7 separate regions of the Homo sapiens genome follow, and regions 2, 3, 4, 5, 6 and 7 are each linked to region 1. A link is a contact called in ENCODE Hi-C or POLR2A ChIA-PET data. All regions are on one chromosome and are shown on one strand. Each heading gives the region's core, a stretch centred on a gene start or an enhancer-like site at or near the end of the contact. The rest is flanking DNA. Distances are from core to core; before and after follow the strand shown. Region 1 holds the start of UGP2 (UDP-glucose pyrophosphorylase 2). Region 2 overlaps COMMD1 (copper metabolism domain containing 1). Region 3 holds the start of SPRED2 (sprouty related EVH1 domain containing 2). Region 4 holds the start of SLC1A4 (solute carrier family 1 member 4). Region 5 has its middle 55 kb from the start of B3GNT2. Region 6 holds the start of B3GNT2 (UDP-GlcNAc:betaGal beta-1,3-N-acetylglucosaminyltransferase 2). Region 7 holds the start of FAM161A (FAM161 centrosomal protein A).

The links. Hi-C counts contacts between places; a loop is a spot of excess contacts on that map. ChIA-PET counts read pairs that join two places held with the same protein, here RNA polymerase II (POLR2A). Pooled maps may share reads with other maps.
Region 2: a loop to region 1 is called in a pooled map, with 5 times the contacts of the local background. The contact joins the enhancer-like site here to the promoter of UGP2 in region 1. A Hi-C loop is called at or near these places in 3 of 50 pooled maps. POLR2A ChIA-PET finds 5 or more read pairs at or near these places in 2 of 52 experiments (activated CD4-positive, alpha-beta T cell and common myeloid progenitor, CD34-positive).
Region 3: a map of CD8-positive, alpha-beta T cell shows a loop between it and region 1 (4-fold over the local background). The contact joins the promoter of SPRED2 here to the promoter of UGP2 in region 1. A Hi-C loop is called at or near these places in 5 of 168 maps with a recorded cell type or tissue (CD4-positive, alpha-beta T cell, CD8-positive, alpha-beta T cell and naive thymus-derived CD4-positive, alpha-beta T cell), 4 of 37 single-sample maps with no recorded cell type and 17 of 50 pooled maps. POLR2A ChIA-PET finds 5 or more read pairs at or near these places in 1 of 52 experiments (BJ).
Region 4: a pooled map shows a loop between it and region 1 (15-fold over the local background). The contact joins the promoter of SLC1A4 here to the promoter of UGP2 in region 1. A Hi-C loop is called at or near these places in 3 of 37 single-sample maps with no recorded cell type and 13 of 50 pooled maps. POLR2A ChIA-PET finds 5 or more read pairs at or near these places in 2 of 52 experiments (GM12878 and activated CD4-positive, alpha-beta T cell).
Region 5: a loop to region 1 is called in a map with no recorded cell type, with 9 times the contacts of the local background. The contact joins the enhancer-like site here to the promoter of UGP2 in region 1. A Hi-C loop is called at or near these places in 1 of 37 single-sample maps with no recorded cell type and 1 of 50 pooled maps. POLR2A ChIA-PET finds 5 or more read pairs at or near these places in 1 of 52 experiments (CD8-positive, alpha-beta T cell).
Region 6: a map of B cell shows a loop between it and region 1 (6-fold over the local background). The contact joins the promoter of B3GNT2 here to the promoter of UGP2 in region 1. A Hi-C loop is called at or near these places in 5 of 168 maps with a recorded cell type or tissue (B cell, CD4-positive, alpha-beta memory T cell, CD8-positive, alpha-beta T cell and 1 more), 3 of 37 single-sample maps with no recorded cell type and 15 of 50 pooled maps.
Region 7: a map of B cell shows a loop between it and region 1 (21-fold over the local background). The contact joins the promoter of FAM161A here to the promoter of UGP2 in region 1. A Hi-C loop is called at or near these places in 1 of 168 maps with a recorded cell type or tissue (B cell), 1 of 37 single-sample maps with no recorded cell type and 10 of 50 pooled maps.

What each region holds. Positions count from the first base shown.
Region 1 is chr2:63,840,562-63,844,109 of GRCh38, reverse strand. UGP2 (UDP-glucose pyrophosphorylase 2) reads right to left here and starts at 2,214. Exons shown (of 10, transcript NM_006759.4): 1 at 1,906-2,214. The coding sequence starts at 1,924. It also overlaps a transcript of WDPCP not described here. RefSeq lists enhancers at 2,108-2,157, 3,028-3,207 and a silencer at 2,258-2,567.
Region 2 is chr2:62,036,931-62,040,714 of GRCh38, reverse strand. The region is part of intron 2 of COMMD1 (copper metabolism domain containing 1); the gene reads right to left. Among named protein-coding and RNA genes, the nearest start is that of COMMD1, 130 kb to the right of the region's middle. Within about 2 kb of position 1,319, at least 5 of the 41 ENCODE cell types and tissues checked have a DNase peak (open chromatin) inside an H3K27ac peak, as active enhancers do.
Region 3 is chr2:65,430,451-65,433,974 of GRCh38, reverse strand. SPRED2 (sprouty related EVH1 domain containing 2) reads left to right here and starts at 1,376. Exons shown (of 6, transcript NM_181784.3): 1 at 1,376-2,013. The coding sequence starts at 1,988. RefSeq lists silencers at 1,474-1,673, 2,444-2,493, 2,524-3,033.
Region 4 is chr2:64,987,568-64,991,134 of GRCh38, reverse strand. SLC1A4 (solute carrier family 1 member 4) reads right to left here and starts at 1,736. Exons shown (of 8, transcript NM_003038.5): 1 at 965-1,736. The coding sequence starts at 1,491. RefSeq lists silencers at 1,337-1,516, 1,727-2,426 and an enhancer at 1,150-1,734.
Region 5 is chr2:62,139,026-62,142,801 of GRCh38, reverse strand. No RefSeq gene overlaps it. Among named protein-coding and RNA genes, the nearest start is that of B3GNT2, 55 kb to the left of the region's middle. RefSeq lists an enhancer at 647-736. Within about 2 kb of position 1,546, at least 3 of the 41 ENCODE cell types and tissues checked have a DNase peak (open chromatin) inside an H3K27ac peak, as active enhancers do.
Region 6 is chr2:62,194,134-62,197,945 of GRCh38, reverse strand. It overlaps B3GNT2 (UDP-GlcNAc:betaGal beta-1,3-N-acetylglucosaminyltransferase 2), which reads right to left and starts at 1,831. Exons shown (of 2, transcript NM_006577.6): 1 at 1,591-1,831. It overlaps LOC124906013 (a long non-coding RNA gene), which reads left to right and starts at 1,933. Exons shown (of 2, transcript XR_007086336.1): 1 at 1,933-2,807; 2 at 3,039-3,812. RefSeq lists enhancers at 436-545, 1,526-2,132, 2,739-3,346 and silencers at 956-1,305, 1,486-1,925, 2,216-2,445.
Region 7 is chr2:61,852,139-61,855,959 of GRCh38, reverse strand. FAM161A (FAM161 centrosomal protein A) reads left to right here and starts at 1,900. Exons shown (of 7, transcript NM_001201543.2): 1 at 1,900-2,101. The coding sequence starts at 1,919. RefSeq lists enhancers at 707-756, 1,497-1,726, 1,967-2,126, 2,287-2,416.

The DNA of each region.
Region 1 (3,548 bases), core at 965-3,464:
AACTGCCCATCTTAAAAGGAAAACTACCATTTAAAGTAAAAATGTATGACAACTATAGGCTATGGCATATGCCTAAGTCCCATCTACTCAGGAGGCTAACGCAGGAGGACAGCTTGAGCCCAGGGGCTTGAGGCTGTAGTGCACTATGATTGTTCCTGTGAATACCCACTGTACTCCAGCGTGGACAACACAGTAAGACCTTGACAAAAAAAGAAGAAAGAAAAAGAAAAAAGAAAAAAAGTGGCTGGCAACTAAGTGCAATCTGGTATCTTAGAGTGAATCATGGGAACTGTAATCTGAACAAAGCCTTTAGTTAACAGTAATGTACCTATGTTAATTTCTTAGTTTTGACAAATGTGCAACTTTTCTATAAATCCTGAAGTATTCCAAAATATAAAAAGTTTTTTTAAAAAAAGTGGATGACAAAGTAATGACAAACATACACAGCAACTCTTACCACTTGATTTTGAATCTTCTGAGGACAAGTTGGCATTACAGCAAAGGCTGTGAAATCAGTCAATGCTTGCCAATTCTGCAACCTATTCTAAAGCATAACTCTACATGGAACACCTTGGGTTTATTAATATTTCTAACTTTTAAAGAGAAGTAACTTGTCCACTTTTACCTAGCATATTCTTGCAAAATACCGCCTTTATGGTAACTGAATATTGTTATTACAAAACCAGTACGTTTCTAACAGTTCTGCCTTTCTATTCTTGAATAAGACATTTACTCAATCAGAACATAAGCATCTCTTACCACATATAAGGTATAACATGAATTTGAAAGTCTAATAACAAGTGACATTTCTGAGCTTAGCGCTAAAGGCAAGCATAGCGTTCGATCTGTTTCGATAATAACACAGGCAGTCGAATTCTCTTACTTTAATCTACTACACAAAATTTAAAGAAGAGTTAATAAAGCGATGTAGAACTCAGTAGGGCATTTTTATTCCCAGGGTCAAATGATGGCCATTACTGACACAACTTTTTTTTTCCAAAAGTACACCTACATTTATCAGGAAGCATAATAAGTGTTTGTGAACTTTACTAGCTGTGTGTTCATCAAGATGGCTGAAGCTTTCACACACTGGAGTCTACAAGGAAAGAGTTTACTTGCATACCAGAAGGCAAATCTCATGCTACAAACTGGTGTCAAAGGTTTATGCCAGCACCAATTTCAGTGAGTACACCGTACACACATGCATTCATATACACGTTACTGATAATCTCAGTTGAGGCATTCCCTAACCCTTTTTAAATACACATGTGGAATTTAGAGAGCAGTTTTCAAACTTCAAAGGAACCTTAATCATCTTTTCATAGTTCAAAAAAGGAAAAAATAAACACAGCAATGCAGCAAAGTCATTTCTCCAGCTGAAATGACCTCCAGCTTCTTCGGGCTACTCCCAGTTTCGCAATAAGTGAATCTGAGACGCAAACCACGTACACACAAACGAAGTAGAAGCGGAGAACACTAAAGCTTCCCCAACAGTCCCGGCAAAACCCACCCGGCTTTTCTCAGTCCTCCCGCTTCCCCAGCCCTTCCCGTCTGCGTGCACGCACAGGTACCTTGACACAGACCAGGAAAAGAGAACAAGGATTAATTAGCAGCCAAAAATCCTGTTTTATCACTTACAGCCACTATCCAGGAAAGCGACGGTACTACTAACCTGATTTCAGGGAGGCAAAACTAAACCCAGCAGGGTACAGGAGCATAAATTATACGCGTCTGGAACGTCAACCCAGCAGCTCAAGGCAGCTCAGATGACAATTCAACGAAAAGGGTTTCGCAAATGTTATCTCAAATGAACATTTCCACTTCCAAACCACCCACCAACCTCTCCACTGTCAGTACCCAAATTTGCCTGAAGCAACTCGGGATATAAGCAGCAGCATTTCTTACCTTGTACAAATCTCGACATTTTAGGGGCTTAGTAAAATACTCCGGCTTTTTTTTTTTTTTTCTAGAGGAGTCACGCTACAGGGCAGGTCTCTCTTCCTCTCCTGCTTTAACAACCGATGTATTCTTTCTCCTCCTATATTTAACTACTTAAGGGAGTATTTATTCAAAGCGATTAAAACTGGCTCAAGAAAAAAGAAAAGAAAGAAAGAAACTCCTTCCCCAATTCCAAAAGACGGAAACTTGGTGCGACTGAGTCGGTTTGGGAACTCCTGAGCTCCGGACACAAATGAGGGCCAGCTGGAGACTCCCGGAAAAGGTAAAACCACACGAACTTAAATTTCTTCAATGAAAGAGGCGGACCTACAGCGGCTATTTCACCGCCCCCAAGTCCCCACGCCCTCCAGGGCTGTACTGCAGGAGGCACTGGCAGGCCGCGCCCCTAGCTGCCCCCTCCCCGCGCCGCCGTCCAGGCCCCAAACGCCTCCCCCGAAAACCCCGGTTAACAGCGGCTCCCGCCCAAGCAGGGGTCGGGGAGGCGGGCGAGGCCGGCCAGCGGGGGCAGTGCAACCATTTTCACCAGCCATAAACATCCTGGGACTAGGAGGCGCTACCAATTCCACGCTCTGGCTGGCCGACCGGTCGGGGCCTCAGCTCCCCGCCTTCCCGCCTCGAGCAGTGAAACCCGGCCGCAGCTTTTTCTCGGTAGGGGCCGAAGGCTACGCTGCCCCTCCCCCGCAGCGGACACTAAGGGGTCACCGGCTAGAGGCAGACCCGTGCACCGGCGCGGGAGTCCCAAGGGAGGGCACCGACCCTTCCCGTACATATTCTCGCCCCGCCTGCCCTGCGCTCCTCAGAAGCCCAAATTCCGCCTCCGAGACCACACAGCGGGCCAGCGAGAGCGGGAAACACACTCATCCAGGGGGTCGCCGGAAGCCCAACCCCGCCCCTCCTCAAGCCGCCAGCGAGACCCACCTTCCTCTTCCTTTAGCAGCTGGGAAATTGGGGGCGTTTATGGCGCCCCGGGAAGAAGGCTCGCAGGCTGAAAGTCACCTCTGAGGCGCCCTTCTCTCTCTCTCTCTTCCCTCACACATGCACACCTTGAGCCCCTCCCTAACGGTCGCAGCCCAGCTGCTAACCCCCCCTTGTCCACCCGTCAGCCGGCTCCCGACACCCACAGCCCCTACTTTCTCCTAAACACCTCCCCTCCCCCTCCATTCGGAGCAGCCCCTTCAATGCGGAAATGTCCCTGCCGCACGGACCGACAGGCGCAGCCGCCAGTCAGGAGCCGAGGCGGACGCAGGCTCTGGCCAATGAGACGTGTGGAGGTGGCAAGGGGCGGGGCGTTGCGGCACTTGAGAGCCCGTCGGAGTTGGGCACTGAGCAGTACGCGGGGATACCGCGCGTGGGAGCAGCACTTACGGCGGCGTTGCGGCCAGGGAAGCCTCGCCAGTATATCTCAGTGAGGGAGAGCACCTGAGCACGACTGGTTATTTTTCCAATCAGTAAAAATATTCCCGCTGACTAGGGACTAAAGAAAGCCCTGCGGATAGAGCCGGAGCTCCCCACCGCAGCTGCCCCGAGGGAGCCCAGACGCTTCTCAGGGGACGCTTGCTCCCCTCATCACATCTGGTTGGGGGAGGGTG
Region 2 (3,784 bases), core at 70-2,569, 1.8 Mb after region 1:
GGGGGAAGGGGGCAAAGAAAAATTCCTGTACTAAAGACTATGACACAACCAAAAAGTAAACTGACAGGTGTATACTAAAATCCTCAAGCAAGGCAAATTGATCTTGGTGATATATAATTCCAAGAACTCCAACCTTAATTTTCTTCCTGAAATATTTTGTCTTTTGGGTTTTCATTTTTAGGGATATTATGTCTAATTTCACCATGAAAAATACAAGTAGGTTTCACTTCACATAAATTGTTTTCAAGAGAAACTATACTCTGAAAAGTAAAAGATATATTTTATAAATGATTTTTCACTGAGAACATAGGGAAAGAAAATGAGTTTTACACCAGGGAGAATTGTACTCAACCCTCTGGCCCTGCTACTAACTTGTATGACCTTTGTCTTCATTTATTTACCTTAAAATACATTTTTTAAGAACTGGCATATAATAGGTACTTTTTCTATTTTTATTTTTTGAGACAGAGTCTCACTCTGTCACGTAGGCTGGAGTGCCAGTGATGCAATCATGGCCAACTACAGCCTCAACTCCCTAGGCTCAAGTAATCCTCCCACCTCAGCCTCCCAAGTAGCTGGGACTACAGGTACATGCCACCATGCCCAGCTAATTATTGTAATTTTTGTAGACAGGGTCTCTATGTTGACTAGGCTAATCTCAAATTCCTGGCCTCACGCAATCCCCCAAGTCTTGGCCTCCCAAAGTGCTGGGATTACAGGCATAAGCCACCGTGCCCAGCTAAGCGGTACTCTTAACAAATGGCTATTGGTATGATTATCAAAGGGATTGCTAGCTATATAAATTTTTCCCAGGAGGGCCTTTGGGCAATAAAACTACATGTTACTATGCCAGAAAATACTTGACCAGTTAGGTTTCATAGTTCCTATGGAATTCTTGGTTCTAAGGATATTTGTGTTTAGTAGAAAGAGCTTTAAATAAGAAAAAAGAACACTTCTTTTCAGGTATTTAATTTTCTTAACTTCCAAAAGATAGAAAATACTACCTGGCATATCTCACACTTAATACTCCACAAGCAGATATATATGTTCCTTCGTCAGACAGAATTGTGCTTTCCTATATTTCCATAACTACGTACCAGAAACTGGCCAGCAATACTTGAAATTGCAACTTGGGCTATCCAACCATGGTGGTATGATGCAAGAGCAGCTTACTCCCCCTGATATTTAAGAGGCATATGCTGTGCAAGAGCTAGAAAATCAGCCAGCACCACCTAACCACAATGTGCTATTCTCACTTCCTCTCTGAGTCAAGTTTGCTAATCAACTCCTCAAAGAAAGGCCATAGTGATATTCCATCAGGTAAAAGGGAAGAGCACAGGCTTGTTCTCTTTAAGGCTGGGACAACTGCCAGGACTTTTCTGAATAAGACCTACTCTTTATGTGTATCCTTGCAATCATAAGATGTAGAATGTAAATGAATATACAAGCTAGGAATGGTTTCCTTAAAAAATGTGAAGTGCATATTCTCTGCTTGAAGGAAAGAAGACAGGAAATAGCATCCAACCCAACTACAGAGTAACTTAACAGCAGTCAGATTCAGAAAATGTGCTAACCCAATTTTCAGGCACAATTTTCTGGCCCTTCAAAGGCTGGAAATAAATGCAAGCATTCTGAGCTTGATTTCTCTTGGGAATGGCAGAGAAAGTTAAAGTTTTCTCCAAATTAAGCTTCATTTATCTACTTACGTTCTTAGAAACTGTAAAAGAAAATCAATATAAGTTTTTCAAAATACATACACACAACTATATATGCTGTGTATATGAGTATACATAAACTGTCTTTCATTAGAAATGAAATTTTAAGGAAGGTGGCCAACAAATCTAACATTAAAAAAATAAGGAAACAGGCTAGGAGTGATGCCTCACACCTGTAATCTTAGCACTTTGGGAAGCCAAGGCAGGCAAATCACTTGAGGTCAGGAGTTCAAGATCAGCCTGGGCAACATGGTGAAACCCCGGCTCTACTAACAATACAAAAATTAGCCAGGCGTGGTGATGTATGCCTGTAAGTCCAGCTACTTGGGAAGCTGAGGCATGAGAATTTGCTTGAATCCAGGAGGCTGAGGTTGCAATAAGCCAAGATCGTGCCACTGTACTCCAGCCTGGGCAACAGAGCAAGACTCCGTCTCAAAAATAAATAAATAAATAAATAAATGATAAAAAATAAAATATCAAAAAATAAAACATTTAAAAAAGAAACAATCATGCCTAGATAACAGAAAATTGGAAAAAAGAAAGCCATACGTTATTGTGATAAATTCTACAACAAAATTCAAAGCCATTTTCAATTTCTCAGTTATTGGAGTATTGCTGCTATTATTAACAATATCTTCATTACTTAATACATTTTGATTCATCGTTTTTTGGTTATTTTTGTTGTTGTTGTTGTTTGTTGCTGTTGCTGTTTGAGACAGAGTCTCACTCCGTCACCCAGGCTGGAGTGCAATGGCGCCATCTCGGCTGACTGCAACCTCCGCCTCCTGGATTCAAGCAATTCTCCTGCCTTAGCCTCCCAAGTAGCTGGGATTACAGGTGCATGCCACCACGCCCGACTAGTTTTGTATTTTTAGTAGAGATGGGGTTTCACCATGTTGGCCAGGCTGGTCTTGAACTCCTAACCTCAGGTGATCCTCCCATCTCGGCCTCTCAAAGTGCTGGGATTACAGGAGTGAGCCACCATGCCCAGACTGATTCACCAGTTTTTAAGACCACTATCCAAGGACAACTCTGTGAGGCAGACCGAATTAGTTCTGTTTTATATGTGAAAAACTGAGAAAAATATGTTAAGTGACTTATCTAACAGTACAAAACTAGTTAATGTGACAGCCAAAACTGGAACATAAGTCTTCTAACTCCTAGATCTTTCTACTAATCCAGTGGTTTCAAATTTTATTTTACCCCCAGAATCTTCTTTCAAACTAATTTTTTGTAGAATCCCACTAATTTAACAGATAAAACTGGAGCTCCTCCAACTAAAATGGCTATTAGGGCCAGAGCCATGTATATTTCAGTTGGCTTCTCCCTCCCCCATGATGGGCTTTGAGACTTCTGGGTAACATCATAACTCCAAGGAGCAAAATGTAAACCATTAAAAGTTATCTCCCTAATTGCCCAAGGAAATCCATAAAGTTCTAATCCAAATATGAATAAGACTAATAACCAGTAAAATGATACCTCTCGCAGCTACCATATCTAAGACTTTCATAATCATAAATATATATTAATGGAAATAAAAGTTATATCCCATACATACCATTCCAAAGATCATGGCCACATAGAGTTTACTAATTACAAAACTGCTCCTATGCACTGTGTGACAGAATGGGAAGGAGCTGGGCAGGGTGTATCCCATTTATTTGGCAATATTACCATCTCGTTTATAATTCTACCTAAGCTATTTGTTTCCCAAGTTAAATATAGATACCTTCCTTCAAATAAAATCTTATGCAGAGAGCATCTTATGAGCTATTCTATTGTAGTTAAATGAGGCAGGGGGCAGGCAAAGCCAGACAAGCCTCTCCAAAGCAGCCCAGGCCTCTTGGAACATTACGACAGAGGCATGACTAGCAAAAATAAAGGATTATTTCCAAGTTTCCAAGTGGTTCTTGAAATGCAAATGGTAAAGAGCATACACTGTTGATGGACTGACATCTGAAAAAGGAGAGGTGATAATACCTGATTTATAGGCATAAGTAAATATACTTGAATGCAAGGTACAACAAAAACTCATTGTCCCCAATCACCCCAATAAACCACTATATATC
Region 3 (3,524 bases), core at 127-2,626, 1.6 Mb before region 1:
GACATTCAAGAGGATGGAAAAGTCTACTGTGTTTGGAGAGCAGCAAGGGATAGGGACTATGTCTCTTGTTTCTTTTTCTTTCTTTCTTTCTTCTTCTTTTTTTTTTTTTTTGAGATGGAGTTTTGCTCTTGTTGCCCAGGCTGGGGTGCAGTGGCACAATCTTGGCTCACCGCCACCTTCACCTCCTGGGGTCAAGCGATTCTCCTGCCTCAGCTCCCGAGTAGCTGGGATTACAGGCACGCGCCACCACGCCCGGCTAATTCTGTATTTTTAGTACAGACGATGTTTCACCATGTTGGTCAGGCTGGTCTCGAACTCCCGACCTCAGGTGATCTGCCCGCCTCGGCCTTCCAAAGTGCTGGGATTACAGGCGTGTGCCACCGCGCCCGGCCGGGGCTGCTTCTTAACGCGAGAAATTCCATAATTTCTACGGAAATGCAAACGTTTCTGGGCTGTGCTGGGTTGACCTTTTTCTTTGCATGAGTAATGATTCTTAAAAACATCCGTTCCTTGGCCGGGTGCGGTGGCCCATGCCTATAATCCCAGCACTTTGGGATGCCGAGGCAGGCGGATCACGAGGTCAAGAAATCGAGACCATCCTGGCCAACATGATGAAACCCCCTCCCTACTAAAAATACAAAAATTAGCTGGGCGTGGTGGCGCGCGCCTGTAGTCGCAGCTACTCGGGAGGCTGAGGCAGGAGAATCACTTGAACCCAGGAGGTGGAGGTTGCAGTGAGCCTAGATCGCGCCACTGCACTCCAGCCTGAGGACAGAGCGAGACTCCATCTCAAAACAAAACAAAACAAAAATCCATTCCTCTATTGAGACAAAAAAGAAAAAAAATCACAAGATTCACGTGAAACGGAAAAGCCTCTGCCTTTCAGAACCTTGGCAAAGTCGAACCCCCTCCCCTCTCTGGTTGGGTTGGGCTGGAGAAGCCAGCCCCTGGCACCTGCGCCGCCCCTACCTTCCCACCCCGCGGTGGGGGTAGTTGTGCCTCTGAGCCTGAGCACCTCTTCAGCTGTTTTACTCCCTCCCCTCCCTTGAGTTTCCCATCTCTGCCCCCGCCCAACCCCCCGATTTTTAATCTTGGTGTTTGGAAGGAGGGAGGGGGCAAAAACGGGAGCCAGATGTGTACGAGTCCTCCGCTCCCGCCTCCTCCCTCCTCTCGGGCTTCCTAAAACCCGGAGCCCTAATCAAGGAGGATTCGGAGCCAGACGGTCGCGGCGCAAGCAAACAACTCGGCTCCGCGGCTCCCCCGGGAGTGGAAGCCAGGAGGGAGGGGGAGAGGAAGCGGGGCGTGCTCAGTAGGCGGGACAAAGTTTTTTTTTTTTTCTTCTCCCTTTTTTTCGGTCGCAAGTAGGAAGCTTTTTGCACTCCACCACCTCTGGCCGCTGGGAAGACGTCATCGCTTCCGCCCTACTTCCTCCTCCTGTTGGCGGCGGTGAGAATCCAATATGGAGTAAATCGGTGGAGTCGAGAGATGGGGCTCGGACGGGGCGCCCTGCACCGCCTCCCAGGCGCACCTCCCCCGGCCGCCGACCGCTCCCCGGAACCGTGATTGGCCCGGCCCCCCGGGGGCGACCCCGGACTGAGCCCCCCCACCCGCGGCCGGCGCTCTCCTCCTCCTCGCAGCAGTCCCTGCCGCTCCGAGGCGCGCTTGTTTTTCTCCTGCTCTCCCCCACCGCCGTCCCCTTCCCAAATCTCGCCCCCTCTGCCCGCTCCCGAGCCCCCGGAGCCTCCGCCCGCCTCTCCCCACGGCGCTGCGGCGTTCACTCCCCGCGCAGCCTGCCTTTGCACCCCTTCCCCCAAACCCTATCCCGCGCCCTGCTTCCCCTTCTGCTGCGGCGCCCTCTTCATCTCTAGCCGCCCCCCCTCCCCAAATCAGGCGATCTCCGGAGATGTGAAGAAGGGGGGCGAGCGGACAGGAAGATGAAGGGAGCAAAGCTGCCCGCCGCGGGACAGGCGTCTAGGTGAACAAGAAAATGACCGAAGAAACACACCCAGACGAGTAAGTTTGGTCGCGGGGTGGGACGAGGGTGCCCCTCAGGGGCAGCGTGGGGGCCGGGGCTGAGGATGCGGGCGGGGACGCTTATTGGGTGAACTTGGCGTGGGGTGCAGCGACTCGCTGACCTTTCGGCGTTGGGACGCGAGGCTTCCCTGCTTGTTGAAGTGAGGAGAGGGCAAAAACTGCTGCGGGCTGGCGGGCGCACGCCTAGGGTCGGCGGGCTGGTGGCAGCTCCGGGGGCCAAGGGCGTGCGGGTGACCTCCCGGCGGTCTCCGCTCCCTCTCGGAGGACTTACAGCTCCCCCGCCCCCGAAATCCTCGGCGGCTAGAGCGGAAGACCTGACACCCCCACTCCGGCTTCCCGGGGCTGGTGGGTTTTTGCACAGTGACTTTGTGACTCCCGCCGCCCCGCGAGCCCTGCAGTCCGCTCCGGAGCCCACTGGGGCCTAGGCTCCGCCATTTCGTTTTCTTGAATCGCTCTCATTTGCATACCACATTTTCATTCATAAAAAACACGGCGGAGCGAGAGGAGGACAGGCGCGGGCTGCGCGGGGGTCTGGTGCGCCAGGGTCCCCGCGCGGGCCGGCGTGCTGGAGCCGCCCGAGGGGCCCCGCGGCGCGTGAGTGCCTGTGCACGCGCTTGTGGCCGGCACACGCGTCCTGCGGGGTCGGGCGGCTCGGGGCGGACCGAGGCGTGTGCGGCGGGGGCGTGCGGGGCATCGCGCTGGGGGCGCGCGTGTGTGTGTGTGTATGTGAGTGTCCTCGCGGGTGCGCGTGCACGGGCTTGTGCCTGGCCCGCGGGCCCGAGGGGAACAATGCTCGGGGCGCTCCGCCGGAGGGATCCTGGGCCGCCCCGCGCGGGACCCGTGACTGTCGCCAGCCCGGGGCGGAGGTGCAGCTGCCTCCTGCCTCGCGGTCCAGGGGTCCAGTTTGGCATTTTCCCTCCCTGGTCTGAGGCGTTTTCAGTCTCGGGTGCGACGGGGGCGGGGCCGCGGGGCCCGACGCCTCAAGTCTTATGCCTGGGGTTTGAGCGGTCACCGCGCGGCGGCCGCCGCTGCTGCTCAGTGGCTGTGCCCGCCACCAGCCACTTTTTTTTTTTTGTGAATAAGACGCGCTCCTTTATTGTCACATGATATCCCTCCCCTCCTCCCCTGCACATTCATAAATCCGGAGCCTGCATCCGTTCCTTTCATTCAGTGCTGCCATTAGCCAAGGTAGCGGCGGCGCGGGCTTGGGCGCAAAGAGCTGGTTGGCAGCCGCGGGGACGCGCCCTGGAGGGAGGCCCCGCGCGCGTCTTTGCAGGGGAGTGTGGGCTTCGGAAGGCGTGCTCCGGAGGCCCCAGGTCTTTTGCCCCCCGCAGGCATTGAGCCTCAAGAGTGCTGGGAGGGGAAGTGACTCAGGGCTGGGCGACTGGGAGGCTTGTCTCTTGCAGCAGGTGACAGTGCTGTGCCCTACTCTAGGAAATCTACTCACTTTATTAAATATACCCCCTTTATCCTTTGGCGTCTGCTGTTGC
Region 4 (3,567 bases), core at 487-2,986, 1.1 Mb before region 1:
ACAAAATATATTAATAACTCCAAGGCTCAGAATCCAAAATCATCAGAAATCTGGAGAAGGAGCCAGCTGGACTCCTCACTCAACTGAACCTGGTTAGATCAGTAAATGCCTCCGGGCTGCAGTTTCCCCATTTGTGAACTTTGGGCTAATGGAGAAACCAGGAGAGACCAAGGTTTTGGATAAGTCACAGAAAGGATACTACATCATCTCAAAGGATGAAATGCAACTTCTAAGAATTGCAAAAAGCAGGCAAAACTAAGTGAAGATGCTTCTCTCCCTCCCCTCTAGAACTCACACTTTCGCACAAAGAAAGGCCTTTGAAACACAGCACTCTGCCGTGGTCTTTACTGGGGTGGACAGCAACCTGTCCCAAGCCCCAAGCCCTCAGGAGAGGCATATTTCTGGGCAATATGTCTCACTCAACTAACCCCAGCCCTATTATCCGTGGGTCCACTGATAACTGCAGAAAATTGCCAGCTTCCTTCGCAGCCAAGGACTGTAACAGAGAAGGCCATAGATTGCAAGCCGGATGACCCAAGAGGCAAAACTTAACCAATGCTCCCAGAAGCTTTTAGGCACCATGTGGGAGAAAATGAGGCGAAGCCACTGGGGCGTGGTCGGAACATTTTTACCGGGGAGAGCAGCGCGAGAGTATAAGGAGTAAAGAACAGGCGGGGCGGCTGGCTCTTCCCTAACAAACGCCCACCTAACGGTGGGGACTGGTTCTTGCTCAAAGATGCGGCCCTGCTCTTTCGATTGTGCGGTGCGCCCCAGCTGTTTGCAAAGGTGTGGTCAGCACGCAAAAACTCCAGACGTCATTTTGATATTTTTAAAACGTTAAACGCCACCAGCAGCCAGCTAAGAATTAACTCTTAGGAGTGTATAAGCATATGGGTGTATGAACTGGAGGGCATCCGAGAACTGGCGTCTCCCACTGGGCCCTGGGAGAGGTGGAGAGTGTTACCTGGCCAGGTCGAGGAAAGAGTCCACCGTCTCTTTGGGGACAGGAGGAGGCCCCGAGTCCTCCAGCCCCAGGTCGCTGGACTGAAGGGTCTGCGCACCGGATCCTGGCTTGATGATGAACGCCAAGGCCACGGCGAGCGCCGAGGCACTCAGTGTGGTGAGGCCAAAGTAGGCGACAGCGATGCCGCCCAGACGCCCGAGGCAGCTGGCATCGAGCGAGGCGGCGCCCGACACCAGGCTGCAGACCACCAGCGGCAGGATGATCATGCGCAGCATGCGGAGCAGCATCTCGCCGGGGAAGGCCAGGTAGGTGACCTGCGTGCGGCTCAGGCTGAGCCCGCGCAACGCCGCGCCCAGGCCCGCGCCCGCCAGCACCCCGGACACGGTGAGCAGCACCAGCGCTTGGCGCCGCAGGAAGCCCGCGCAACGCCGTGCGCGTCCCGCCGCGGTCCCCGGAGCTCCGGGCCCGGCCGCAGGCCCCGCCTGAGCGCTGTCAAGGTAGCCGTTGGTCTCGTTGCTCTTCTCCATGGCGCTACACGCCGCTCCGAGCTAGAGGTGGCAGGGGACGTGGGCTCTGGCAAAAGACGGGGTTCCCAATGAATGGGTCGGTCGGCCAGTTGTGCTCCGCAGGTTCTGGGAAGCCGCCCCGGGGGTCTCCGGGCCTGGCGCAGGAGCAGGTGCGAGAAAGGCGAGGAGAGGCGCAGAGTGCGGGTTGGAGCCGCGGGCGGAGAGGATCGCGCCCAGCCTCCCTGGAGCAGCCGCCGGCTGGAGATGATGCAAACGGGAGCCGCGAACGCGGACGCAGACGGGGAAGTAGGAGGGCGCGCCAGCGGCCCCAGCCCGCTCACTTCACGCCCGCCGTCCCGCCCCCTGTGGCGCTGGCCAATCACAGCCCGGGAGCCGCCGCCGGGAGCCGCCGCCGGGAGCCTCTGGTCCCCACCCGTGTCGCGGGTGCCGCAGGGGGCGGCCGGGCGGGAGGCTCCACCCGAGGCCGCGGGGGCGCGGGCGGCGCCGGCCAATCCTGGCGCCAATAGCCGCCTACCCGCCCGGCTAACGGAGGCCGGCTCCGGGCGACCGCGGGGAAGTGCGGGCTGAAGGACCGCCCGGGCTCCTTGGCACCTGCCGGGCCCTCTCCCGCGGCCGGGATCTGAGTCCTCGGGGCCAGAGGGCCCGGGAGAACTTAGAACGCAGCGGCGTTCCTCCTCCTGAGGACTGTGGGAGGGGAGGGAGGGGAGGGGAGAAGAGAGGAGGAGAGGGGAGGATCCCTCTCTCCCGGGTGGCGCTTTCGCCCCGCGCGGCCCGCGCTCCTCTCCAGAGCTCGCCGGCCTCTCCCGCCAGGGGGCCGGGCGCGGTGAGGGGGCCCGGGGCGGTCCTGCCGTCGCGTCCCCTCCTGCGGAAGATCCCTTCTTCCAGGGGTCCTCAGGGGCTTGTGCGGTAAAGCACGCCATGGTGCCCAGCAAGGCCCCGGCCTTGAGACAAAGGACGGACCGGAGGATGGATGAATAAGGGGAGCCTTCGCACGCGCTCATTAGGGCTCTAACGCAGCCATACCGCTAGAGAAAGGGGGCTCGCTGTGCCACCAAACCCGGCGCCCCTGGGCCGCGGAACCGCGCGCACCGGGGCGCTCCTGGGCTTGTGTCCTGGGGCCATCAGGATGGGGCTGGGTCGCCCGCCAGGCAGCTGTCTGCGGTATGGGCGTTTAAGACGCAAAGCTCTTCTAGAAGAAACAGAGCTCTCACGCCACCACTTCCAGTTGGTTTCTGCCACGTAACCAAAGCTGAAACACAAGCCACTGGATTTTAACCTCTTCCGTTCCCAGGCCTGAGCCCTGGCGAGAAAACAGCGCAGACGGCGGTTTGGCCATCCTGAACGGTTCCTTATTGTTCACGTTCTATGGATTTCCTGTTTATTTCATCTTTTATTTGATATCTGCTTTGGCCACGCGAGTTACAAGGGAAACTTCTGCTGAGTCTTTTTACTGTATCACAGTTATTATATTTTTATATTTTTTTATTCTGCTTGTGAATTGTTCTTTAAAGACTTCCGTGGGTGGTCTTTTGTTTTTTCTTTTTCCTTCCTTCCTTCCTTCCTTCCTTCCTTCCTTCCTTCCTTCCTTCCTCCCCCCCTCCCTCCCTCCCTCCCTTCCTTCCTTCTTTCCTTCTTTCCCTTTCTTTCCTTTCTTTCCTCTCTTTCTGGGACAAGGTCTCGCTATGTTGCCCAGGCTGGTCTCCCAGTTCCTGGGCTTATGGGATCCTCCTTGGTAGCTGGCACCACCCACTGTGCCAGGCAAGGGAAGACTTAATTGTGGCTAACCTCAATTAAGGAGGAAGGCAATTTACTATAGATTTCTTGCTATAAAGGAGTCATCTTAAAACATGTCATGACATATTTGTGCAAATCAAAATGCCTTCATAAGGAACTTTAAGGAGCTGTCCAAATTTTGAGACAGTGAGTATTTTATTGCTTGGAGCCAGCCAGCTATTGGCTAGAACTTGTAAGGATTGTGTGTGGGGGGGGGGGGGGTGGGCGGGGGAGGTAGTGTCAGATGAAGAGCTGCACATATTTATATCTGGCTTTCCAGAATGCAGTTCATTTCTCTATGTG
Region 5 (3,776 bases), core at 297-2,796, 1.7 Mb after region 1:
TTTTTTTTTCTTTAAATTGAGATGAGGTCTCACCATCATGCCCAGGATGGTCTTGAACTCCTGGGCTCAAGTAATCCTCCCATCTCAGCCTCCTGAGTAGCTGGAACTACAGCTGTGTGCACCACACCCAGCTAATTGTTCAACATTTTTGTAGAGACAGGGTCTTGCTATGTTGCCCAGGCTGGTTTCTAACTCCGGGGCTCAAGTGGTCCTCCTGCTTCAGCCTCCCAAAGTGCTGGGTTACAAGTGTGAGCCACTGTGCTGGGCCAGAATTTATTTATTTATTATTTTTAAAGAACCTTCATTTCCTCTGGCAATCTGCTTGGGGACATGCACATGAATCTCATGGGAGAACAAGAAAACGTTTCCTTTTTGTGTTCTCCACTTTCCCTTCCCTTTCCAGAATCTAGGCCCTGGTGATTCCCTTCAGGAGGCAGGAAAGCGATTCCTTGAAGAACAACAGCCGTCACCTTCCTTCCCAGTTGAGCCAGAAAGGCCCCACAGCTCTGCCACAGATGCTACAGAAAATGTTTCTGGCCTCAACTCCCCAGGGAGGGAGTAAGCCTTGGGGTTAGTTCAGTTGCACAGTTCCACGTCTGTTAGCAGCCACTGGTTCTCTTACTCCAGCTATGTTTAGCTTTGTTTGACTATCTTCCATGGGAACACAACTGCATTAGTGTTCCTTTTCTCAGTTCTCCATTTCAAAAATTTTTATTTATTTATTTAATTTCTGAGAGGGGGTCTTGCTCTGTCACCTAGGATGGAGTGCAGTGGCACAAACACAGCCTCACTGCAGACTCGACCTCCAAGTTCAGCCTCCTGAGTAGTTGGGATCACAGGCATGCACCACCATGCCTGGCTAATTTTTTTATTAGTAGTAGAGACAGGGTCTCCCTATGTTGCCCAGGCTGGCCTTGAACTCCTGAGTTCAAGCAATCCGCCCGCCTCAGCCTCCCAAAGTGCTTGGATTATAGGCGTGAGCCACCGTGCCCCGGTATCGGTTCTCCATTTATAACAACTTGTCACCAAGAACCCGAGACCCAAGCTTGGGTCAATGGTTGTCCAGCTAGGATGAGAATAATGTGCTGGCTATCTGGGTACTGTGGACAGCCTGGAAGCCCCATGTGGCAGCCAACTTACTCATTTTGCACACTGCACCCAGAGAAGGGTGGCACTGAGTGGAAAGTGAGGCCAAGGTCATCACAAACAGCATCAGGCTCTACAAAGAGTGACAGCAACCTGAAGCACAGAGACAGGTCTAACATGGATGCAGGATGTAAGTGACGTTGGACCTAGTCTTAGGTCACATCTGCATACAAAAATCCTCACTACAGGAACTGTCATTATTTAAACACATGAGCAAGGACACAGATTTTTGAAATAAGCACTTATTCTTTTGAAGGGTCTAAAAGGTAGAATGTAGAGATGGAAGACAGTAGACCTGAAATTCCTTCCTGACCACGGCCTTGTACAAATCTTCTGCCCTGTCTGTCCAGATGTTTCCTCATTTTTGACCAGATGCTAAAGCCTCCAAATCAGTCATTCTGAGATCCATGCCAATTCTTAGCCATGATTCTAAAAATAGCCAGAATAGAAATAATATACAATCCTCATATTTATGCTTACTTCTTTAATACAAAAACAGTGTAATAACAGCATGAAGGAAATAATTTAATGATTTTAATTTTTCAGCCTAAAATTATTTTAAACTAATGGTTTCACCTTGTTCCACTTGAGTAATCAAATTCATATTTTCCCCCTTGCCATCTCTCCCCCACCTGCATCCTGTGAATCAACAGAAGTTAAAACCCTAACACCAGTGGGAAACAGAAACTAGCCAAGAGCATGTAAAACAGAAACAAGACAGGCGTGGTGGTGCTGAGGTGGGAAGATCACTTGAGCCCAGGAGTTCAGGCTGCAGTGAATAATGGTTGCACCATTGCACTCTAGCTTGGGGGACAGCGTGAGACCCTGTCTCTATATTAAATTTTAAAATATAATAAAAGAGAAAGAAAATGCCTAATTACAGTTCTTGGTGAATAAATGATGTAAATGCCCATATTTTACTACCTGCTCACGTATAGCGTTAGTATTGTAATCAGATAGTTTATGTACCAAACTTGTAAGTTATGCCAGTTGGGACCATTTATCTAACAGGAAGCAGGCCCAGGCAGGTTCCTTTGCAACAAAGGATGGTTCAATGTTGCATACAGTTGAGTTGCCATGAGAGACAATTATGGCCATCCCCAAATAAGGAAAACTTGATTGCACTTAGATAAAAATTGCGATTTTTCAAATTTTGAGGTCAAAACCTGTATACTCTACAACTAGAGGTAAGCTTAAGCTAATTATGTTCTATTTGAGTCTTCCCTTCTGCTGACTAAATCACCATTTAAAATATTTGTAAACCTTGGTTGTAAAGTTGGACACCTAAGAATTCAAAATAGCAATTGTCCCACAAAGCCCCATCCCTTCCAGTATTGTGTTCTTTTAGGAAAGTATTCAATTATCTCTCAGCTGATCCTAAGATTCCTTCTATATCTTGTCCCTTTCATTTGTTTAGATATTTACTATACACTTTGAGGCTGGGTGCAGCGGCTCATGCCTGTCATCCCAGCACTTTGGGAGGCCGAGGTGGGTGGATCACCGAAGGTCAGGAGTTTGAGACCAGCCTGGCCAACATGGTGAAACCACGTCTCTACTAAAAATATAAAAATTAGCTGGGTGCGGTGGCGCATGCCTGTAATCCCAGCTACTCGGGAGGCTGACACAGGAGAATCGCTTGAACCTGGGAGGCAGAGGTTGCAGTGAGCAGAGATTGCACCACTGCACTCCACCCTGGGCGACAGAGTGAGACTCCTTCTCAAAAATAAATAAATAAATAAAAGGCTGGGCATGGTGGCTCACACCTGTAATCCCAGCACTTTGGGAGGCCGAGGCGGATGGATCATGAGGTCAGGAGTTCAAGACTAGCCTGGCCAAGATGGTGAAACTCCGTCTCTACTAAAAGTAAAAAAAAAATTAGCTGGGTGCGGTGGCAGGTGCCTGTGATCCCAGGTACTCAGGAGGCTGAGGCAGGAGAATCGCTTGAACTCAAAGGGCGGAGGTTGCAGTGAGCCAAGATCGCGCCACTGCACTCCAGCCTGGGTGACAGAGTGAGACTCCATTTCAATAAATAAATTAAAAAGAAAAAAAAACATACAAAAAGATACTTACTGTACACTTCAGAAAACAGTATTTTCTAACATCGGTTTAGCATTTATTTCCCTTTAATTTCTATTTATATTATTTTCTAAATGTTCACTCAGGTGTAAAAAAATAACTTCAACAATTAATAGTTTGACATGATGTCAGCTATTTAAGATACTCAACATCATCCTCTGCTTTTCACCACCTTCTTGCATTTGGGGGTGAAGAGTTAAACTACTTTTTTTTAATGCTGGAACTCTTTTTGAATCATTATTAAAATAAGACTGGGGGAAGAGAGGTTATATAAAGGAAATAAAGAGTCTATAATGGAATTTAGGCTTTTGCTGTTACAGCTGAGAAGAACTAGAGCTTCCAAGGAAAGCCTGACCTAAGAATAAGGCCAAATCTTTTGCTTCGTATCAACACAACGCTACCAAAATCTGGAGTTATTTTCTGACTTTATTCTGAAAGCTAACTTTTAGCTTGGCTGGACTGTTTTTTTCTTTTCTTCTCTCATCTTTCTCTCTCTCTCATCTCTCTCTCTCTCTCTCTCTCTCTCCTTTTCTTTCTTTTTTAGAGATGGGCTC
Region 6 (3,812 bases), core at 582-3,081, 1.6 Mb after region 1:
TGGGCTCCGAGTAAAACTCTCCCAAATTCCTCCAGGCTTAACCACCCTCTACTCAAAAGAACCAGGAGCAGGAGTTAGGACAATGGGAAGTGACCGCCCTGCCCTGCCCTGCCGGTCCTCCCTCCGGGTCAGCTGTCAGATCCGCATGGGTGCGACTATAAGCCGGCACCGGAGCCCCGGGACTGGCTCGGCCAGGGTCCCCGCCTTTTCACTCCCAGTCCCGGCCCTGTCGGCCACCTCGTTTACCACCTCCAGAGGCACAAATAATTATACCGGAAGAATTTGTTTTAACAAGTAGAATTCTATATTCACCAACTGGCTTCGCTATCGGATATTACGGTAGGGTTCCAACAAGAGAAGGGCAAAAGAATATAGTTTAATTGTTCTAAACAATCTTTCTGAGAAGTTGGGGTGGCTGAGGCGGCCACGGGGATACAGCTCAGGCACCTGTGAGCTAAGCCCACTCTACAAACTAACCACCCCTACGTTTTGGGCAGAAGAGCGCCGCCTCGCCAACCCAGGTTATAAATGTACATATTTTTAAAGATGAGCTTTGACGCTGTGACACTTGTGGGGAGTCTCCCGACGGCTCCTCTACTTGATGGGGGTACAGGGAGTTCTGCGGCTCCCCAGCCCCGAGTTTCAAATACCGTGGCCTGGAAATTAACCGGGTGACTCGGTTTATTGCCTCCAGAAGGGTCCGCCTGCCGTGCTGGAGTAGCCGCCAGTCCCGCGCCCGCAGCCCCGGCAGGGCCCCCCACGCCCACCTTCCCACGAGGGGTGTCTCGTAGAGTCCGGCTTCAGGCGCTCCCTGGCCTGGCAGCACCCACCCCACCCCGCCCCACCCCACCCCCACGACTCGGGCTAGCAGCCTGGTTAATCATTCAACGCAAACAGTGTGGAATATTTTTTTTAAAAGGTCAAAGCGAAAGGTTTTCCCTAAGTTTGGCAGAAACCAGTTTTGGGGGAGCCGGAGACAGAAGTGGCAGAGGTTGGGGGTGGGGGGTGGGGAGCGGCTGCCGGCGGCTCTTTGGCTCACAAAACACCTGATCTCCCCATGCGGCACGGGAGGCCGGCGCAGTGCGAGGGTGGGGTGCGGGGGTGCGAGCGAGGAATCACGCGCGCCCCCCTCCCCGAAATGCCCGCGCGCCCCGGATGAGGAGGCCCGGCCCCAGATGCCCCTTGCCAAAGCCCGCATCGCCCCGGCGCCGGATCCCCCGGAAGTTGGGGTGCAGCGAGGAGGGGGAAGGTCCCCGGGCTCCAGGGCGAGGTGGGCACGGAATGGGTTGGGAGGTTCCAAAGCCCCGCAGCGGGCGGTGTCCCTCTCCTCTCCCTCTGGGCTGAGGTTGGGTGGCTGGGACGGCGGGAAGGTAAGGGAGGCTTAAATGCGGCAGGAGCCACCTAGGGACGGCTTCCTCCACCGGGGCGCGGGTACGAAGCCGGAACCGGCGAGGAACCGGGCGGGGGTAGCAGGGTGTCCGGAAGGTGGGGCCGGGAAGCAGGGAGGCGGAAGGGGACTGGTAGAGGGGCCTGGCGGTGAGAGGGCAGCGGGGAGGGAGCCGGCGGGGGTGCTCGGCGCCCGGGCCCTACCTTGTCCGGGAGCAGCTCCAGCTCGGCGGGGCGGGGGCAAGGGCGGGAGATCGCGGCCACATCCACGTCCCGGCCGCTCCGCGCGGCTCAGCCCGGCGACCGCCGCAGCTCACGCTCCATGCGCGGCGCCCCGGACGGGCGGCCCGGCGGTGTCGGCGGCAGGGACTGCTCCGGCTTGGCTCTGCTAGCCTCCGGCACTTGTTGCCGCTGCTGCCGCTGCCGCTGCGCCTCACTCCAGGCTCCGGTTCCAGGCGCAGCAGCCGCCGCGGGCGCCCGGCCCCGCCCCTCCCCTGCCCGCCCGCCAATGGGGCCCGGCCCCGCCCCTCACGTCACCGCCCGACGGCCCCGCCCCGCGCCCCAAGTTTTGGGAGGGTTCCGCTCTCCCCACCCGGTACCAGGACCCACCCGGGCCCGCGCTCCCTGCGGCTTCCAGGGACCCTCCAGCCCCCACGCACCCTCCTGCAAAGCCGAGGGTTAAGCTGGGGAAAGGGGGCCTCTAGGAAGGCGACCCCCCTGGAAATGCCTGGCAGCTCCAAAAACACTAATGAAACTCAGCTCCAGCCTCCGCCCCTCCAGTTGTGGGTGGCCCCTCTTGCGGTTCGTCTGAGGCTAGGGGACTAGGCGCATCGCCTAGCGAGACTCCAGTGGCCTTTTCTGTCCAGTTTGTAACCGGAACTAGACCGACCCCGGCCGCCCCCTCCAGTGCTGGGGCGGGTGAGGAATGGCCCCGCCGGGGAGGCGGGGGAGGGAGGCCTGGGCCACCCTGGGGTCTGACCTTTGCTCCACCTCTTAGGTGCTCACGACCCAGAGTGGTGCCCTGCTTGGTACTGCCACTGGATCCTCTGGCTTATGAAGCCGTCCAGGACAGGAAGGGTGGGGGGTGGTCCTTAGTTCTCTTCGTGGGGTCATGCAGAGTGGTTTCCTCGAGGTCCCACGCCCGTCTCAGGAAGCCAGAAACGCAAGATGCCGGGCGCTCGGCCCGAACCCGTGCCGCGGCCCAAGGGGCAAGGCGGATACCGAGGCAAGGCCTAAAGGGCCGGACTCTGACCGCACCCTCCGGACACTGCAGGGCTCCGCCGGCCAGAGGCGGCCTTGGCGCCAACCACACCTAGCAGCGGGGTCCCCGGGCCCACCGATGCGCCCTCCTAGCCCCGCGCTCCTTCGAGGGGTTCCAAGGTGACTCAGAGACGCAGCTGACACAATTCTGAGGCCCCCAGGTAAGCCTGGCGATACCGGATGGAGAAGTTACCTGGTCTTGAAAGGCCCAGTCCAGCCAGCGAGACCCGCGTGCGCTCCGCGGGGAGGCAAGCCTAACCAGGGGCTCACCTGGAAGCGTCCCCGCCCCCTGGTCCTTATCTCTGAATCGAAACCGAACCTGGACCCATCTAGATAATTGGACTGAGCAATTAAGGACGCTTCGCTCCTAACTGTTAGCATTTTTTCCTAAGGCTCTCGGAGGCGGAATCAGCTGGAAAGGAACATTGCTAAGTAGGAATTTCAGGCACCTGTGAACTGAGCCCACTCAATAATCGGCCCTTTCCCTTAACCAAACTCAGCAAAGGAAGAAAGACCAAGTTGCTGCGGATGCACAGAGCCACGTGGGTGCGGGTCCTCTAGAAACAGGAATTCAGAGTCAGTAGATATGGAAATGTTATGGTTTGCAGTCTTCGGACCATGCTGCTTTCATGCTGTTCACATGATTCTCCTCGGACTGCGAGGTAAAGTCCAAGAAACAAGTCGAATGTTTGTATTTTCATAGAAAAAACATCTGTAAGGGTGCACACCGACTGTTAACCACGGTTACGCGGGGAGGGGAAACAAGGGAGTTACATTTTTTTACTCCCTTGACTTTGGATTTTGTATTTTTCCAGTTGTATTTACTTTCATAATTTAGAAAGCTAATAAAACATGTTTAAAGAAACAGAAGCTAGAAATTCTCTAAGAACTCTAGGAAGTAGAGGCCGGGCGCGGTGGCTCACGCCTGTAATCCCAGCACTTTGGGAGGCCGAGGCGGGTGGATCACAAGGTCAGGAGTTCGAGACCTGTCTGGCCAACATGGTGAAACCCTGTTTCTACTAAAAATACAAAAATTAATGGTGACATGTACCTGTAATCCCAGCCACTTGGGAGGCTGAGGCAGGACAATCGCCGAACTCAGGGAGGCGGAGGTTGCAGTAAGCCGAAATCGTGCCACTGTACTCCAGCCTGGGTGACAGAGTGAG
Region 7 (3,821 bases), core at 651-3,150, 2.0 Mb after region 1:
GAATATTGACATCATGGAAATCAGCAAAAGCTAAACATTGGACATTTAAACTTAAGAAACGGATGTGGAAAATATTAATGCAGAGTAAACTTAAAAGTTTGTGTTATCTGTAGCCTTTACATTGTGACTTGCAGAAAAAATTAAGAAAAATTATTCCAGTGTTAGAAAATGATTATCTATTTCAGCAAAGAAGTTGCTCATAACATTGACAAGTGAAATTCTGACATAGATCTTGGATATGTCACTCTCATCTTAATCACAAATAAAAACAAAAATATTAACCAACATTCATGTTGGAACTAGGTTGTTAAACAATTGCAACCATAAGTTGGCCACAAATACAGGAGTACAGCATAAACCAACGAAAGCATTCTGAGAGAAGCAATTGTCTATGAGGAATTTACAGTAAAGAGAATAGGATATTTCATTATTTATAATTCATCTGCTATAATTCCTTATCAATACTTTTGTTGGTGGTGGTGGTGGTGAGACGGAGTCTTGCTTTATTGCCCAGGCTGGAGTGCAGTGGCGCCATCCCGGCTCACTGCAACCTCCGCCTCCCGGGAGTGCGCCTGTAATCCCAGCTACTCCGGAGGCTGAGGCAGTTTTGTAGCCACAAAACTGGCTGCCGTGTCTGACTGGAAATTGCTCCCCTGGAAACTTGGCCACACCTGGCGGTGCATATCTCATGGTTCTGGCTCTGGCTTCTGCTTAGAACCCAGTCAGCATCTGTTCCAGCATGGGAAGCAACTGTTCAGCTAAAACCAAGAGCAGCCTGAAGGAAGTGGGGACGTAGGAGACTTTGTAGGTGCTCACACCCAGACAGGAGAACAAAGGTTTGGTAAGGGCTCAGACCTTAGAGACGGGTTCTCGACGATGTGCAGCGCATAACGAGGAAAATACTGACCGGAGGGGGCCGGTCGTAGGGCTGGGGAGCAGGAGGAGGGCAAAGGATAGAGAGGGGGTAGATAGGGAGTAGATAGGGGGCGGCAGCCTCGGCCTCAGTAAGCAGGGGCTCAGGGAGCAGATGTCTGAGACTGCACCACGTCCGCTATTTTGAGGTTTGGCTTCTCTTACTGCCACGTGGTGCAGAGGGAAGGCGCCATTTGATGCGTCCAAATCCCGAGTGGGAAGAGAAGATACGGATGAGGGAGATGGATGTGTCTGTGGTGACTCTTGGGCACTTGTGCCGTTCAATCCTGTCACTCTCAAGCTGAAGAACCCAAAGCAAACGCCAGGTTTACAATACCTGCACTATCACTCATTAGTGGGAGGGTCAGGCGCCACCCAACTCTGGGCTTTTATTGGTCATGTCAAGAAAAAAGCGAGAGGGACAACTGGGAGCCTCCTTCTGATTGGTGGATTCCTGCTAGCCCTCAAGTCAATCAGAGTAGAATGTACCGCCCTCCTTCCCACTCTGGCCCCCGCGGGAGACATGTTAGGTAGCGGGACGCCAACCTTGTCACTCTTCTGAGACCGCCACCCAGTAACACGCCCTGCTTTCCTCCGCCGCCGCCGTCTCCTCCATCAACTGTCTCCTTCTAACATGTTATTGCAGTTAATAAAAAAGCGTTCTTTTCTTCACAAAAGCAGTTGTTTCATTGTATAATGTGAGAAGTCTGCGTTCAGGCGGTTAGACGCAAAGGAGTGGAATAAGTGCCCTGTTCAGCCTGCCAACCTTCGGAACCAGCCAACAGACTCGGTACTGACTGCCATGATCCAGTAAGCACCCGACTCGGGTCTCTGGCAGCCTGAGTGGATTTTGCGTGACTTTTGGTCCCTGGCGGCTCCTGTAGCGTCCCCAGTTACGGCGCCCATAGCAACCGGCTCCCTAGCTAGGCGCCCCCGGGTTGCCAGGGGCCGCACCAGCTTTCCCGTCCCGGGCCAGCGCAGGCGCTCAGGCCTCGGAGGCGGGGCGATGGCCACCTCCCACCGAGTGGCGAAGCTGGTGGCCTCCAGTCTCCAGACCCCGGTAAATCCCATCACTGGAGCGCGGGTCGCCCAGTACGAACGCGAAGACCCCTTAAAGGCCCTGGCGGCAGCGGAGGCGATCTTGGAGGACGAAGAGGAGGAGAAAGTGGCTCAGCCCGCTGGGGCATCGGTAATACTGGGGCGGGACTTGGGCTGGGACCTCGCATGGGCTGGGTGCAGGCTGAGGGCTGTCCGGTTCCCCGCCCAGCTGAGGGCAGGCTGGTAAACGCGGGTCCCTGTGCACATAGTCCCTACTTGGTGGTCCTGGCCCAGCCCCTTCTCTACGCTCACGAAAATTACTCTAAATCGAGGCGTTGAAAAGTGTTTTAATTTTCACCAGTCTGTTGTAAAAGCTTCCTAGACAACATTTATGTTACTCTGCTTCTGGCAAGTGCAAAGTATAGAATTTTACTCTCTACTCTCCAGCATCTCGGGAATGGATATATAGAGATATATCTGGCTATATATAGTAATTTGAGGAAAACTGTTCTGTCAGGTGTGTTTCGTTATTACCTTAAGATCTTGGTTATAAGCGGATCTCAACATAGTGCTCTAAAGATGTGTGTTTAAAACCATCACGTGTTCACTGGCTAAATCAGACACGGATACAGATAAGCAAATCACTGAGGTTTCAGTGTTTCCTAAACAGCTCTTTAGGGTACAGCGAGACGGCCTTTTCACTGATCAGTTTTCATTGTTAAATCTGTTGTGGACACCAGTCCAGCAGGTAGAGGGCAGGGTCTGCCATCTGCTCAATTCACTTAAAAGATGGGAATCTTGGCCGGGCGCGGTGGCTCGTGCCTATAATCCCAGCACTTTGGGAGGCCGAGGTGGGCGGGTTACGAGGTCAGGAGTTCGAGACCAGCCTGACCAACATGGTGAAACCCCGTCTGTACTAAAAATACAAAATTTAGCCGGGCGTGGTGGTGCGCCCCTGTAATCCTAGTTACTCGGAAGGCTGAGGCAGGAGAATCGCTTGAACTTGGGAGGTGAGGGTTGCAGTGAGCTGAGATCTCAGACCCAGTCTCAAAAAAAAAAAAAAAAAAAAAAGATGGGAATCTTGAATTTAAACTAGCAATCTGCAGATAGAAAAAATTTCCTAATACCATGTGTCCAAAGCTTCTCAGACACCAAACTTATGATTGAGGACTAACTGAAATCACTGGATATTTTGGAATTCTGATCTCTTTAATCTACAGTAAAATTGTTAATGAGAACATCTTTAGCAACACCTTTTGTGACCAATCTTTCACCAACAGACAAACAACTTGAAGTTATCCAGAGTAAGGCAGACTGAGACCCTGAACATGAACCAGGATCAGAGTGCTAGGACCGATTTTGTTCATGATGAAGCTACCCCTCAACACAATTTTCAGTAGGCAACAAGGCAACGTGATGGAGAAAAAGGATTGAAGAGTTCTGTATTAGGATCCATTCCCTGCCACTTCCTAGGTGGTGTTAGGACATAATTTCCTTAAACCTCAGTTTCCTTATCTGTAAAATAACTATAATAATTGTCTCTTTTTTCCCATCTCAGCTCTATGAGAACCAAATGAAAGAATGTGTGTCTCCTCTAAAGAGCAATCTATGTAAATGAGTTGCCAGTGGGAGTGTCATTTGTGTGCCTTCCCAAAGATTAAACTCAACTTTGGCTTGCTGTGGTAAAGGAGTCAGTCACTTCTAAGTTGCAGATATGCTTCCACAGTGCCCTGTTAAACTGCAAATTTGTGTTAGAAACTGTTATTACCTTAGGAGGGATCAGTTTATACAATAATCTAGTTTGGAAAGGACAGGATCCTACAAAAAAAAAAAGGAAGCCAAGTCTTAAGAGTTTGGTACTGTTCTGAGAC